Regions from separate parts of the Homo sapiens genome. Here region 1 is linked to region 2. Evidence: read pairs that join two places in POLR2A ChIA-PET (ENCODE). Cell type or tissue: PC-3. All regions are shown on one strand. Each heading gives the region's core, and the rest is flanking DNA. Links, peaks and the distances in the headings are about the cores only. Region 1 overlaps NID2 (nidogen 2). Region 2 overlaps ERO1A (endoplasmic reticulum oxidoreductase 1 alpha).

Region 1 (8,083 bases), core at 1,941-4,440, 660 kb after region 2:
TATCAACTTGCCTGGAAGCTACAGGTGTGAGTGCCGGAGTGGTTATGAGTTTGCAGATGACCGGCATACTTGCATCTGTGAGTTCCAAAATCATTTTCCTGTGTGGCCAAAATGGTGCTCTTTAATCTTGCTCTTTAATCTGTCAGTGTTTTGACTTCTGCTATTCAGAGGCTCTGCTATATGGTTTTCTTAAGAAGACAGTTTACATCAAAATAACCCAAAGCTGGCTGGATGTGGTGGCTCACGCCTGTAATCATCGCTTTGGAAGGCTGAGGCAGGTGGATCGCTTGAGTTCAGAAGTTCGAGACCAGCCTGGGCAACATAGCAAAACCCCGTCTCTACAAACAATACAAAACATTAGCCAGGTGTGGTGGCACACGCCTGTAGTCCCAGCTACTCAGGAGGCTGAGATAGGAGGATTGCTTGAGCGCAGGAGGCAGAGGTTGCAGTGAACTGACAGCATGCTAGTGCATTCCAGCCTAGGTAATAGAGTGAGACTCTGTCTCAAAAAAACAAAAAAAAAAACAACAAAATCTCTCAAAGCTATGGCTCAGTTTCAGCCCTGTTTATTTTCACTGTTTTTCCCTAAATAGATATTTTTGGTGTTGAGTTATTGAAGGATGCCCACCTCAGTTGGGATTTCTGGCCCAGTCATGTAACAAGATGATGAACTTCACTAGTAAACACCTCCAGCTCTTTAGATAGAGCCTAAAGTATTTTTCAAATTAGAAGAGATGGATTTATAATTCACTGATGCATGTCCTACTTGACTGGCTAAAGAGCTCCTTCTGTAACAAATTACCTCTTCTGTATTTCCAGAAAATACTACAGACCTAAAAATGGATCAAAAGAACTATCCCAATTCATCCCATTGATAAAGATGGATGAGAGTAAAGAAAATGCACTCTTTAGCCAGGCATGGTGGCTCACGCCTGTAATCCCAGCTACTCAGGAGGCTGAGGCAGGAGAATCACTTGAACCAGGGAGTTGGAGGTTGCAGTGAGCCGAGATCACGCCACTGTACTCCAGCCTGGCGACAGAGTGAGACTCCATCTCAAAAAAAAAAAAAAAAGAAAGAAAATGCACTCTTTAATTCAGTGGGATGAGGGTAAAAGTGACAGGAGAAACTGCGTGTGTGTGTGTGTGTGTGTGTGTGTGTGTGTGTAGCAATTGCTCTGGAGTGTTATAAACTTTAATTGAGGACTGCTTAGGTGATGGGTTTTTGTGCTTAGTATTTTAACAGCAAATTCATACCAGTACTTGAACTTTAATAGCATACAAACCATCTAGGAATCTTATTAAAATCCAGATTCTGAATCACTGGACCTTGGGTAGGGTCTGAGAACCTGCATTCCCTGGTCTGTTGCTGTTGGTCTGTGGATCATGCCATGAGGAGTGAGGCTCATCCTTTGCAGGCCTAAACTCTGGATGCCCTTATCTTCTTCTCTTTTCAGTGATCACCCCACCTGCCAACCCCTGTGAGGATGGCAGTCATACCTGTGCTCCTGCTGGGCAGGCCCGGTGTGTTCACCATGGAGGCAGCACGTTCAGCTGTGCCTGCCTGCCTGGTTATGCCGGCGATGGGCACCAGTGCACTGGTGAGTAACTGCAGGTCAGCCTCAATGACTGGAAAGTTGCTTTGGATGCACATCCCCACATAGATGGAGCTCTCCCAGAAAAGACAAAGGACTTCCTTTGACTCTAACAGCCTTGTGGCTGCCAAAATAGTGAGAAAAAAGCGTCCTTTGAGTTAGAAAGGGGAGCCAAGGGTGATTTCCTCTGGACTAGATGGGCGAGCATATATGGCTTCCTTGGCGGAGACGTTCCTGTAGCACTCGGGAGCTTCTAACCTTGGTTCCTTGGAGCCAGCGCAGGCTGGAGGAATTTAGGGAAAGTTGCATACCTTCCTGTTAGGCGGTCTCCACCTTAATTCAACACTTATGGTTGTGCTCTTCTGCTTTAAGTGATATTTTAAGCAATCTCTAAACACATATGTAATTTCTAATTTTTCTCCTCTTTCAAAAGAGAGAACTCCACATATATAAAAAGACACATATCAAAACTTTTCTCCCAGAAATCTATCTTTAAGACTTAATGCAGTATTTTATAAAAGCACCAAACCATTTGCAAGGCTAGCCATTGGAATTTAACTTAGAAAGAATGTGTGAGGTTGTTATTTAAAGGCTCGACATAACTCTCTGAGTATAAATGTCCATGAAACTAGGATTAGGAGTACTTTAAAATAGAAATCATTAAATAAATCTTAAATCACAAAAGGTTTTCCAAACATACCCTGTGGTATGTGATCAGATTGAAACTCAGTTTCACGTGAGTCACACACACACAGTTAGGGTAAAACGACACACTGGGGATGAGAGAATGGTGGGAAACGTGTTTAGAATGGGAAAGGGCCTGCTGGGGAACATGAACCTTAAAAGGCAGACTTTCCCCTGCTCCTGGTGTTGCTGTGTGCATCTGCCTCCATCCGCCCAGGCCCACCGAGCTGATGTGCTAAGAACAGCTTTGCAATTCCTGGGAGCTTTATACCAGATCCGAATAGCACGGGCCTCCCTCCTCCTCACCAGATGTTTGATTCTCATCCTTCTCCCATTCCTTTTTCCCCTTTGGTTTCAGCAGGATGGGCTGAGTGGACAGCAGGCTGAGGCCATGTGTTACTGACAGAACAAAGGTCACTGTGACAGCAGCTCAGCCCTCCACTTCTCTCTGGATGGGGCAAGTGCACATGGTGGTTTCTGAGCCTCATTCTTACTCTTTCCACTTGTGCTGTACAGAAGCTCTGCTGCATGGTTTTCTCGAACAATTTATGCTGAACTAACCCAAAGCCGTGGCTCAGTTCAGCCCTTTTATTTTTTTCTTTCACTAAATAGATACTTTTGGTGGTGGTATTGAAAGTTGAAGCTATGGCTTGAATATTCGTCTTCTTCAAAACTCATGTTGAAACTTACATTCCACTGTGGCAGTATTGAGAGGTAGGGCCTTTAAAAGGTGATTGGATCATGAGAGCTCTGCCCCTATCAATGGATTAATGGGTTATCTTGGGAATGGAACTAGAGGCTTGATAAGAAGGGAGGCCTGCCTAAAATAACATGTTAGCACACTCAGCCCCCTCACCATGTGATGTCCTGCACCACCTCAGCCCTCTACTGAGAGTCCCAACCAGCAGGAAGGCCATCACCAGATTTCAACCCTTGACCTTAGACTTCTCAGCCTTTAGAACTATAAGAAATAAATTCCTTTCCTTTAGAAATGACTCAGTTTCAGATATTCTATTATAAACAACAGGAAATTGACTAATACAGATGGTAACCCTCAGTTGGGATTCCTGTGTGTCTTGGTATTAGGCCCAGTAATGTAAGAAGACTATGGACCTCTTGAATAAACACCCCTAGCTCTAGATAAAGAGTATTTCCCAATTAGAATGAGGTAGATTTGTAATTCACAGATGTTTGTCCCACTTAACCAGCCAGGAGCTCCATCTGTCATAGATATACTGGTGAGAAAACATTGAGTATATCTATAATAGATACACTCTTTACAGATACCCTCTACAGGTATGGAGTTCAGGGTGAGGTGCCAAAGCCTGACAGTGGGAATGATGCTTTTCCTTCGTGTGGAACACATCGTTTGTTTGGTTTAACCCTAGTACCAGCTCTAAGAAATGTGAATCCACTGAGAAAAATCTTGTCTGTAGAATTTATTTAAACATCTGGCTGCTCAGATCAGCAGAGATGGTGCTTTTAAAATATTTAGTTCCTTAGCTCTCTGGTTTAAAGCAAAGAAGTTGAAATTAATTTCAGCCTAGATATGATGAGTGTTAATCAGAATATTAATTTAGATTAGATGCTGCATGCTTTGATCACTTCTACAATGATTCTCTCCCTCCTTTTTTCTTCTACTTGTCCTGCAAGACTTTGATTACCTTCTGGGGTCATGTTAGGGCTCTGAAATTGACTACTTTTCCATATTGGGAATTTAAGTATTGTCATTTTTTAATTTGCCCTATTTTTGTCATTTTCAATTGTCCCTATTTTATTTCTGGTTCTCTGCTTTTAGGATTCTTTCCAAAGCCTACAAACTAAAAATATGCCAAACCCATCAGGTGCTTCCCCCAGTGTATTGGTTATCTATTGCTGTATAATAAATTACCCTAAAATGTAGCAGCTTCAAGCAATAGACATTTAATATCAGTGGTCCAGGGACCTGGGAATGGCTCAGCTGGGTCCTGTGCTTTAGGATCTCTCACAAGGCCACAGTCAAAGTGTCTGGTGGGTCAGTGGTCTCATCTGAAGGCTTAACTGGGGAAAGATCCACTCGTGGTTATGGGCAGGATTCGGTTCTTTGAGGACCATTGGATTGAAAGCCTTGGTTCCTTGCTGGTTGTTGGCTGCCTTCAGTTTCTTGCCACTTGGGCCTCTCTAACACTACAGCTTACTTTATTAATGCCAGAGAAAGTCTGCTAGCAAGATGGAAGTCATAATCACAAAAATGACATCCCTTCAATGTTGCTTTATTAATTAAAAGCAAGTTACTGAAAGGGTGGGGATTACACAAGACCATGAATACCACTAGGTAGGGACTGTTGGGGGCCATCTTAGAGGCTGCCTACCACAGCCACTTACCATGTAGTTGTCTTCTAAACTTTCAGATTGTGGAGTAGTAGAGAATGAATGGTCATTTTCCTAAAGACCCATGCATAAATCAGGCTAGGCTAATCATGAAAGTAACTTGAAGAATAAATATTGAAATATATGTGTATGTGTGCATATTTAAAGGCATTCCATAGGGTACATGTGTCTCAGTGACCAAAGAACAGAGGCTGTATTTTGTGGGTGCTATGCATTGTTAAAGCACATGCTCTTTTACTCCATCAAACTAACAATAAGGGGGTGTGGGAGTTTTTCTCCAGCCATAGTTTGTTAAAAAAACCGGCTCCCTGGAGAGGCTGCACTTGGATTTGGGTTCTCAGTCTGGTCTGAGTCACTAGCCAGGAGGCTTTTATCCAAGTAGAGTTAAATCCTCTGCAGCTTCCCTCAATCTGGAGTGATTTCAAACTTGTGTTGGTGTGAGCTGGATATTTCTCAGACATGTTTGTCCTTTTGGATTGTTGTGACTTGGCCAGGTGCAAAAGCAGATTGTCTTGAGTTGGGACCTTCCCAGGAGGAGCAAGTGTGAGTGGAGGAAGCTGGGTTACAGATGGCCCATTACCCAGAGCCATCATTACTCAGGGGCCTGAGGGAAGATACTGACATTATTCTTTCTTGGGTTTCCTGGCGTTTTTTCTTTTCTTATTTTTTTTTAATTTTTATTTATTTATTTATTTTTTTAGGCAGGGTCTTACTTTATCACCCAGGCTGGAGGGCAGTGGTGTGATTACAGCTCACTGCAGCCTCAGCCTTCCAGGCTCAAGTGATCCTCACATCTCAGCCCCCCCAAGTAGCATGCCCAGCTAATTTTGGTATCTCTTGTAGAGATGGGGTTTCATCATGTTGCCCAGGCTTGTCTCAAACTCCTGAGCTCAATCGATCTACCCCCCTCAGCCTCCCAAAGTGCTGGGATTACAGGCGTCAGCCACCACACCCGGCCTAGCTTCTCTCTTCTTTGATAACGAAAGCATGATCTCCATTATGTGCCTGGCCAGGTTTCCTGTTCCAAGAATGTAGGTAGATGTTGGGTATGGTATGGTAAAATCAGTGTGGTTATAGGAGGAGGCAAGGATGAAGCTTGAAAGGAAGTAGTTTATTACACTTACAGGTCTGGAGTGGGTTCACCACATGCCATACAGGGGTACAATCAGCAGGGTGCCCAATTGAACAGATTGTGCAGTAGAGAGAGAGTGGGACCTGTGGGTTGAATCCTTTATTGGGATCTGGGATGGGTTTGAGGTTAATTGATGCCAAGAAATTTCACTGGGCTCAAAGGCAAGTGGGCAGTGGTGAAGGGGCGGGAGCCTGGGGGAACTCGAGGCCAGGGGTTAGGTTTATCATCCAACAGTTCCTGCTGGTTTTGCTCAGTACTTGGGCAGTGAGAAGGATGTTGAAGCACGAAAGCATGAACTCGAAGGATTTTTAACACATTTTCCAAACAGGTTCTTTACTAGCTTAATAGAGTGTAGGATTGCACTGAGATTAAGCTACCTCTCATTACCTGAGTGATAAAGGGGCTCTACGACTTCTTGAACGTTTTTGTCTTTATAGCAGTCCCTACAGGCCCCTGCTAGTAATGACTAAGCATAAGCAGTGGCCTCCTTCTCCTTCTCCAATAAAGTTCCTCCCTTGCCAGGGGGCTGAAAGTCTTTCCATGTTTTCTCTCTTGACATCTGATGTCCTGTGCATGCCCAGGTCCCGGGACTCTAGTCTCTATCATGGTGTGAGAGGCCCTCCAAGGAGGAGTCAGGACTGCGAATTCAGGGAGTCTCAATCTTTGGGGCAGGAATTTCTCACTTGTGATATCTTCAGTCTCTTTGGGGACTTTCTCCTCCTTGTTGGTCATTTCTAATAGTTTCTGTCTACCCAGAACTTTAGTATCTTTGATGATGCCAACAGTATCTGTGGGGAGGAAGGCTGGTCTTTCAGATTGAGTCAGAATTCTTAGGCTGAAGGTTCTAAGCACACCGTTGATTTATTTGGTAGCTCTGGGGAATCCCCTCTCTCTTGAGTTCAAAAGTAACAATAAGAAACTGCTCCATGGGCTCCAGAAATAGGCCCTGTGTCTCAGGAATTCCTGCTTCCTGTCATTGCTTGGGGTTCCTGTTACCATTAGAAGTACTTTTAGCATGCGTATTGTGAATAGCTTTAATTTCCTGCATTCGGCTGAATGTTAATTTTTACAGGTTTAGTTTTACAGCCAGTTTTACAGCCTATTCCAGGTCCAAGGTATTGGATGGTCACCAGTTTTGCCCAGCTGGGCATTTGAATTGTCCTGTTGAAGAGGCAGAGCCAAGCTCAGGGATAATTATGACAACATTGGTTGATTTCAGGGTAACTGAGGAGCCAATCTGGTTTGTTTCTACCCTTGCAGATGAATTGATATCTGCTTTCTTGCCTTTATAGGCGAAATGATGGTATCCAGGGAGGCCAACCACTCACCTGGGTGGAGACTCTATGGGTTGCATTGAGTTCAGAATTTTTGGGGGAGGACTCCTAGGAACTGATATATGCTGACTAAACTCCCCAGAGACAGAAGATAAGCAGAATACTTACCTTCTAATTATAACATAAGAGATTCCTCTCTAGGGAACAGAACACCTACGCTTAATGCCCAGTGTGTGTACTTAATGGTATTCGAGAAAGCACATTAGTTATTAGAGGATGACCCAGTGACAGTGTGGTCTGGACAAAGGGTGGTGCAGGTAACTCTAGAAGAGGTTCCATGTGGGTCATGGGAGCCTGGGTGAGGAGCTAGCCCTGTTCCCAACCCATTCACATCAAATTTAGGGCTTCAAATATCTGTCTTCCCATGCTGATGTGTCTCTACCATGGGCTGCACCGTATTGATGCAACACATTCTCATTTTCTAGGTTTCACACTGATCACACCATCCCACATTTTTTTTTTTTCTATTCACACATTTTAAAGAAACTTGGTTATTACTATGGATGGAACTACTGCTTTGTTTTATTTTCAGCCAAGCCTTAATCGGACCTACACCCTTTGTTTATCCTCCTTTTACTCTGAAAGACTTCCTGTCTCTTAAAGTAGCTTATCTCATCCCTTGGGCGTTAGTTTTAACCATTCAATTCTCAGAGCTGCTTTTTTTCTGCTGGGGATGGGAGGGGTGGGTGACTTGCTATTGTCGGCATATGCGGATTTCATTAAATAAAAGGAATGTAAGTTGGCTTTTGTTTGAAGTGTCAGGATTTTGTTGTTTTGAGAAATATGATGGTGAAAATTAATCCTCATGGTGCTATGTGGAGAGTGTAGGGGCCTGAATTGTTTGTACTGATATGCCTGGCAAATTTAGATTTCCATTTTGTAAGTATTATTTCAAAACCCTAGATAATATTTTTTTCTTATTTCTTCTAAAAGTGGAAAGTAAAGAAAATACCTGGTTAATGGGGGTGTGG
Region 2 (8,083 bases), core at 2,604-5,103:
TCTTTTCTGGAGCATGCTATATTTAACAGTTTTTTCCTAAGTTTGTTTTTGTTTTTGGAATCATGATATATTTGTTTCTTAAAGCAATCTTTAGTTCTATTAGATGTTTTTCTAGCTCAAATAAACATCTAAGAATTTTAGTTTAATTTGGCAAGTAACACTGGTGAAAAAAGAAAAAAAAAGAATTCTAGTTTCATAATTGATAATATTTATTATCATTACCATTGTATCCTAGGATATGTGCATTTAGTAGCTTGATTTAGTACATACCATTAAGACATTAGCTTTAAACATTTGAAGAGCAGGATTGACTTTGAGGTCAGTTTGCTGTTTCATTGTTACTAATGATAAATGGTTTCTAAGCACCATTCCAAACCTTTAAGAAATTGTTACAGCCCAATATTTGAGGATTGTTAGATCCTTACTGAAAGCTAAGGATGGGAATGCAGCTGTGCCTCAGGAAGGACAGTGGAAGTGGGAGCTGGAAACCCCTCAGATACCCAAGTAGCATATACTCTATCTCCTACCTCTGCTTCTTTGTGTATCTTTTTTTGCCCCCCAAGAATTCCGAGGACAATCAAGCTTTGTGTATCTTTTAAAAACTTTTCCTCTCTTTGCCAACTGGATCATGTGCTCCTCAGTTCACATGATGGAGTATTTGTTTTACTGGTCTAGCCACAGGGAGACATCTTTCCCTGTTATTCTCAATTCTAGGATCCTGGAGAGGGGACCATGACCTGGTTTGAGTTGGATGCCTACCCTTGGTCAGGTCAACTATGGCCTGGAGGGCAGAGTTACAAAATAAAGGTTGCCAGGGGGCCAACTCTCTCTGTGTGTGTGTGTGTGTGTGTGTGTGTGTGTGTCATGAGCTCTGCACACCTTCCATTCCTCGGTATATAGCAAGAGCAGCAGTATTACTAGATTATTGTCATACCCCATCTCAAGAAACTATGTGGGAGGAGGGAGGATAAGGACTGGTTGAGTAGGGGGCTGTTTCCTAACAACCATGTGAGGAAAAAGAACCCTGTTGCATTTAGGACATTTCAATTTAATATTTCATTTTCTTTGTAACAGGTTAGTGGTTACTTGGATGATTGTACCTGTGATGTTGAAACCATTGATAGATTTAATAACTACAGGCTTTTCCCAAGACTACAAAAACTTCTTGAAAGTGACTACTTTAGGTATTACAAGGTATTTTTAATTTTAATTTTTTATATATGAATACTTTAAATGGATAATTAGATTTTCTTAAGAATTACTGAGCTTCAAAATTGTAGTTGTTATTTAAAATTGATATAGGCTTTATTAAGAAAATTCAGTTCATAAGAGTGAAGCATGTGATTCTGAAACCATCCATTGGATAATTTTAATAACTGAATTTTACACTCTAGAGTTAGAATCTAGTTGGTTAAATTGAAGTTAGGACAGAAATTATTATATATTGTTATCAAAATGGTGAGATCATAATTTTCTAAAACATCAGATTGGCTCCAATTAATTAAAATAATTAAATATTTTTTGTAGAATCATGACTTTATCCTGACCTATATTATTTAAACAAATCACTTGTGCTGTTTTATCTTGAGATATCTACTAGAAGAGTTTAGAAAACCTGATCAATGGAGTATTTAGTTGTAGTCAGTTTACAATTGTCTATCCTCTACCTGTTAACTCTTTCTTGTTTGAAAAGAATGTGAGTCGAGCTACTTTGGCTCCTAGTTGCCATCTGTTCAGGGTCTATTTAGTGGCAGTCTGTGTCTTTTTTTTTTTGAGACAGAATCTTGCTTTGTCACCCAGGCTGGAGTGCAGTGGCATGATCTCTGCTCACTGCCAACTTCCGCCTCCTGGGTTCAGGCAATTCTCCTGCCTCAGCCTCCCAAGTAACTGGGATTACAGGCACCTGCCACCACACCTGGCTAATTTTTGTATTTTTAGTGGAGATGGGGTTTTGCCGTGCTGGCCAGGCTGGTCTTGAACTCCTGACCTCAGGTAACCCACCTGCCTTGGCCTCCCAAAGTATTGGGATTACAGGCGCCAGCCACCTTGCCCAGCCCAATCTGTGTCTTTTTTTTCTTTTTTGAGACAAAGTCTTGCTCTTGTCATCTAGGCTGGAGTGTGGTGGCATGACCTTGGCTCACTGCGCCCTTCGACTCCTGGGTTCAAGTGATTCTCCTGCCTCAGCCTCCCGAGTAGCTAGGATTACAGGCACCTGCCACCAGGCCTCGCTAATTTTTGTATTTTTAGTAGAGACGGGGTTTCGCCACGTTGGCCAGGCTGGTCTCAAACTCCTGACCTCAGGTGATCCGCCCCCCTCGGCCTCCCAAAGTGCTGGGATTACAGGCATAAGCCACTGTGCCCGGCCCAGTCTGTGTCTTTCTAACCAAGTCTACCAATTTACTTATACCAGCCTCACATTTATGCAGTTGTTATAAACTGGCAACAGATAGGTGGAAGAAATACTGTATTTGCACCTGATAACATGACCAAGTTATAGCACCATAATTTGTAACTGTCAATTATAATTTTGGGATTCTGATTTTTATAATTTTTTTTCTATTATTATTTTACAGGTAAACCTGAAGAGGCCGTGTCCTTTCTGGAATGACATCAGCCAGTGTGGAAGAAGGGACTGTGCTGTCAAACCATGTCAATCTGTAAGAACCATGTATACATTTAAAAACTGTTACATGTTTTTTCATTCATTATAACTTTTTGTTTTGTTTTATTTAAGAATTTTTTTTTGAAAAAATAGAGATGAGGTTTCACTATGTTGCCCAGGTTGGTCTTGAATTTCTGGGCTCAAACAATCCATCTGCCTTAGCCTCCCAGAGTGCTGGGATTACAGGTGTGAGCCACTGCACCCAGCCCATTACAACTTTTTAAAGGCAGCCAATAAAACTAAAATAATCGTGCAGTCCTTAGTTTAAATATAACATTCAATATTTATATGTTAAAAACCCAAACTTATAAAACCTATTTTGAATTACACTGCCTTCATAATAATAGAATTAACATTTTGTGGTTAATATAATCCTTTGACTTATTAGGGAGATTGATAATAATTCTTTTGGCCTGATATTTGATTTTCCTCTTACATCTTTTCTGAACCAAGTTATATATATAGCATAATAAAATGAAATTAATCGAAGTATAAACAAAATTCCCCCCCTCTTTTTTCGGGTGTGTTTTTGCCTTGGATTTCCTGGGGTGTGAGTGGACAAAACACCTGGTTTTACTTAGGAATTTTTGGAGCATTAAAATTTGAAGTATCCTACTGTGAAAATAGAGTTTTAAAAATATTTTTGAATGACAATTTATTCCCTTTTTAAGTACATCTTTTTATTTTACTTTTAAAATAAAGTTGACCTTTTTTTTTGACATGATGTCTCACCCTGTTGCCCAGGCTGGAGTGCAGTGGCATGATCTCAGGTCACTGCAACCTCCGCCTCCTGGGTTCAAGCGATTCTCCTGCCCCAGCCTCCCAAGTAGCTGGGATTACAGGTGTGTGCCACCACGCCCAGCTAATTTTGTATTTTTAGTGGAGATGGGGTTTCTCCATGTTGGTCCATGCTGGTCAGGCTGGTCTCGAACTGGTAACCTCAGGTGATCTGCCTGCCTCAGCCTCCCAAAGTGCTGGGATTACAGGTGTGAGCCACCATGCCCAGCTTCGATTCCTTTTTAACGCTGAATAACATTCCACTGTATGCCTATACTATGTTTTGTTTATATAGTCACCTGTTGATGGACTTTTGGGTTATTTCTACCTTTTTGCTATTGTGAATAATGCTGCTATGCACAAATATTTATTTGAGTCCCTACTTTAGTTTTTTGGGGTATATACTTAGAAGTGGAATTGCTGGATCATGTGTTAGTTCCGTTTGTTTTTTTCTGAGGATCTGCCATACTGTCTTCAACAGTGGCTGTACCGTTTTACATTCCTACCAGCAATGTACAAGAGTTCCAGTTTCTTCACATTCTTGACAATACTTTTACTTTCTATTCTTTTGGATAATAGTTATCCTAATAGGTGTGAAGTGGTATTGTGGTTTTGGGTGGTTTAATTTTACATATGTAAATATTGTTACACAGACTTATCTAGCATGTGGAATTAAGGCCAATGTCATATACTATTTATGGGCATTTTACCATGAGAATGAGAAGCATGTTTTTTGTTACATTAATCCTCATATAGATACAACTTATTGAAAATTAAAGGATTAATTTATGAAACACCTTGTCACTATTAAAGCATGAGCATATCATTAAAGTGATATTAACAGTGTAAACATTTTGTATTCTAAGTTTTGCGTTTGTAATTTAGTAATAGAAAAAATTAGTTGGGGACATTTACCAATATCCTAATTATATGAATTAGTAAAAATGCTGAAATATGGTAGATGCTTAATAAAGGCGTTTAATTATACTTGTTCATTAAATGAGCTTTTTATTAATATTAGAAAATACAAATACTTTACAGTTATTGCAAAGTCAAATCTCATCTTGAGATACCAATTATTTCTGATTATTATTGATGAAGTGTAGAACTAGGGGACACCATTTGGAAAAGAAGATTGGAGGGAGCAGAAACCCTGAAAATACTGTAGCATAAAATAATAGCTTATTGATTCCATCAGTTGACAGACTGATGAATGAGATGTATTTCATTGTAAATCCAAGAGAAAACAACCAATTTTAGCATTTGAGAAATGTTAAATATATATTTATTGTTTGATTTGAATGTATTGAAGTGCTATAAAAGAATCAGGTGGAAGTTATCAATTTGCACTGAAATATTGAGTCAGGATCCAGTAATTTTAAGCTTCTGCAGAGCTGGGAAGAAGTGAAAGGCAGAATGCCTTTCATGCCAATACTTTGTTTTTTTTTTTTTTTTTTTTTGTTTGTGTTTTTTGCTTGTTTTTGAGACAGGGTCTCACTCTGTTGCCCAGGCTGGAGTGCAGTGGCATGATCTTGGCTCACTGCAACCTCTGCCTCCTGGGCCTAAGCAGTCCTCTCACCTCAGCCTCCTGAGTACCTGGGACTACAGGCGGACTACAGGCACACATCATGCCCAGCTAATTTTTTGTATTTTTGGTAGAGACAAGGTTTCACCATGTTGTCCACTGGGGTCTTTAACTCCTGAGCTCAGATGATCCACCCGCCTTGGCATCCCAAAGTGCTGGGATTATGGGCATAAGCCGCTGTACCTGGCAGCAATACTTGTTTTTTTCTTGAACTGATGTTATGATGGAGAAAAGCTTTTTTCTTTAAAAGATCATTGGAAGGCCAGGCATGGTGGCTTATGCCTATAATCCCATCACTTTGGGAGGCCAAGGCAGGCAGATCACTTGAGGTCAGGAGTTTGAGGTCAGCTTGGCCAACATGGTGAAACCCTGTCTCTACTAAAAATACAAAAATGAGCTGGACATAGCAGGGTGCCACTCGGGAGGCTGAGGTACAAGAATCATTTGAACCCAGGAGGCGGAGGTTGCAGTGAGCCAAGATCTGCCACTGCACTCCAGCCTGGGCAACAGAGTGAGACCCTATCTGAAAAAAAAAAAAATCATTGGAAGGTATTTATCCATCTAAAAATATTCTTAGTTTATAAATACAGATAATGTTAGCTTAGCAGAGAAATGCCACGATTAGATCAGAGTTAGAATGTTAACTGGCAGTATTGTGGGGAGTGTGGAATAGCAGATGAGGAGATGGGGAAGAGACTGGTAAAGTAACATAAATGTGTTAGTCCATTTTGCATTGCTATGAGGGAACACCTGAGACTGGGTAATTTATAAAGAAAAGAGGCTTATTTGGCTCACAGTTCTGCAGGGGGAAGAAGCATGGTGCCAGCGTCTGCTTGGCTTCTGGTGAGGCCTAAAGCTTACAATCATGGCAGAAGGCAAAAAGGGAGCTGTCATATCACATGGCAAGAGACAGCAAGAGAGCAAGGAGGTGCCAGGTATGGAGTGAACTAATAGATTTGTTCTAGATAATAGAACTTATTACTTCTAGATAATAGAACCAGTAGATTAATTCATTACCTCAGAGATGGCACCAAGCGGTTCATGAGAGATCTGTCTCCATGACCCAAACCCCTAGGTTCCAAGAATCTAGAATATCTGGCCATCACAGAAAACAAAAACAATTCTACTAAGGACCACTGGAGTAATAGCAAAAGGACACAGGTGTCAATATCAAGTCAGCACTCAGTGGATCTCCTAGTGGCCAAATACGGGACAATTTGAACATCAAAAGGGATAATGGCTAAATGATTATTTTTACATCTCCTTGCTGTAATATACATAATGTATGCTCAGCAATCCATAGAATAATTTGTTCTTGAATTTTTATTTACTTTTAAGCAATCATATGAATACTACCTATTCTGTTAAAAAATCCAACTTCGATAATTTGTTATATGAATTTTTCTCATAAATCACAGAAATTTAAGATATGTTTTAAGAAGATAGAATAAATGCCAACTAAAAACATATTTTTTTCTTTTTCAGGATGAAGTTCCTGATGGAATTAAATCTGCGAGCTACAAGGTGTGTACGTATACCTATTGATGTGTCCAGTATCTTAATGAAAAACTTGAAAAACCCATTTCCGTTGTACCTACTATCCCATTTATCTGCTTCCAGTGGTGAAACCCCTTGAGAGGTATTTATGCTGAATGGCTCTCTTTCTGTTTGTTTTTGTTTAACATTTTATTTTTTATGTATTTTATTTTATTTATTTTTTTGAGATGGAGCAGTGGCGTGATCTTGGCTCACTGCAACCTCCGCCTCCCCGGTTCAAGCGATTCTTGTCTCAGCCTCCAGAGTAGCTGGGATTACAGGCACTCACCACCATGCCTGGCTAATTTTTATATTTTTAGTAGAGACGGGTTTTCTCCATGTTGGTCAGGCTGGTCTCGAATTGCCGACCTCTGGTGATCCGCCCGTCTTGGCCTCCCAAAGTGCTGGGATTATAGGCGTGAGCCACCGCGTCCGGCCTGTTTAGCATTTTATTATAGAAAATATCAAAGATAAATAAAAATAGAGGAAAAAATGTATCTGAAAGTCCATATGTTATTCAGAGTTCTTTAATTTTTTTTTTTTTTTTTTTTTTTTTTAAGATAAAAGGTCTGGCTCTGTTGTCCAGGCTGGAGTGCAGTGGCATGATCATAGCTCACTGTAACCTTGAACTCCTGGGCTAAAGTGATTCTCTCCCCTCAGCTTTCCGAGTAGCTGAGAGTGTAGGCAAATGCCTCCATGCATAGATAATTTTAAGAAAAAAATTCTGTAGAGATAGAGTCTTGCCATGTTGCCCAGGGTGGAAACTCCTGACCAAGTGATCCTCCTCCCTCAGCCTCCCAAAGTGCTGGGATTACAGGCATGAGCCTCCACACCAGGCCAGATTTCTTTAATTTTTACCTAATATCCTTTACCTGTTCTAGGATCCCACCCAAGACACCATGTTATATTTAGTAGTCATGTGTTCTTAGGCTTCTCTTAGCCGTAACAGTTTCCCAGTCTTTCTTTGTTTCTGATAAGGTGTTTTTGAGTAGTACTAGTCAGGTGCATTTTGTAGACTGTCCGTCAGTGGGGATTTATCAGATTCAGATTCATTTTTTTGATATATATTATATATATAGGAGTTACTGTGTACTTACTATTGTGTTATACCAACATATAATCTCTGCCTTTCTCTTTTTTCTTGATGTTAAGATTGATCACTAGCTTCATTATACATTCATCTTAAAGCTCCCTAATAGCTTTTCACTGAAAAGTTTTAGCAGCCTTGATGATTATTACCTGGTTGCATTAGCCAAAGTGATTTTTTTTAAAACATGAGATTATCTGTCTTCTCTGTTTAAAATCCTCCTTCGTGCCCATTTCTCCTGAGAAAAGGCCAAAGCCCCTATAAAGCAACAAGAAGTAAATAGAGTGACCATATGCCAGGGTTTGTCTGGAACAGAACTGGCTTATACCTGTTGTCCTGACATCCTTTCTGATTTATCATTTTTTCTGAGTTTCTTGGTTTTAAATAAAATATTATTAACAGTTGCATTAAAATAGGTTGGGATGGAATTGGTAGA

Evidence for each region. Peaks named below come from ENCODE experiments on the same cell type or tissue, not always from the same donor. Only the 100,000 strongest peaks of a DNase experiment are listed, where the experiment ranks them.
Region 1: POLR2A ChIA-PET joins it to region 2 with 10 read pairs; 2 of 35 experiments call an interaction of 5 or more read pairs at or near these places.

The regions. Positions count from the first base shown.
Region 1 is chr14:52,020,716-52,028,798 of GRCh38, reverse strand. It overlaps NID2 (nidogen 2), which reads left to right. Exons shown (of 22, transcript NM_007361.4): 11 at 1-77; 12 at 1,455-1,598. Among named protein-coding and RNA genes, the nearest start is that of RTRAF, 35 kb to the right of the region's middle. RefSeq lists an enhancer at 7,594-7,888. In PC-3, for the core only: no CTCF peak of the experiment used is centred there; a DNase peak (open chromatin) is centred at 3,348; H3K27ac peaks cover 1,380 bases.
Region 2 is chr14:52,676,899-52,684,981 of GRCh38, reverse strand. ERO1A (endoplasmic reticulum oxidoreductase 1 alpha) reads left to right here. Exons shown (of 16, transcript NM_014584.3): 2 at 1,075-1,194; 3 at 2,574-2,657; 4 at 6,510-6,548. Among named protein-coding and RNA genes, the nearest start is that of ERO1A, 15 kb to the left of the region's middle. In PC-3, for the core only: no CTCF peak of the experiment used is centred there; no DNase peak of the experiment used is centred there.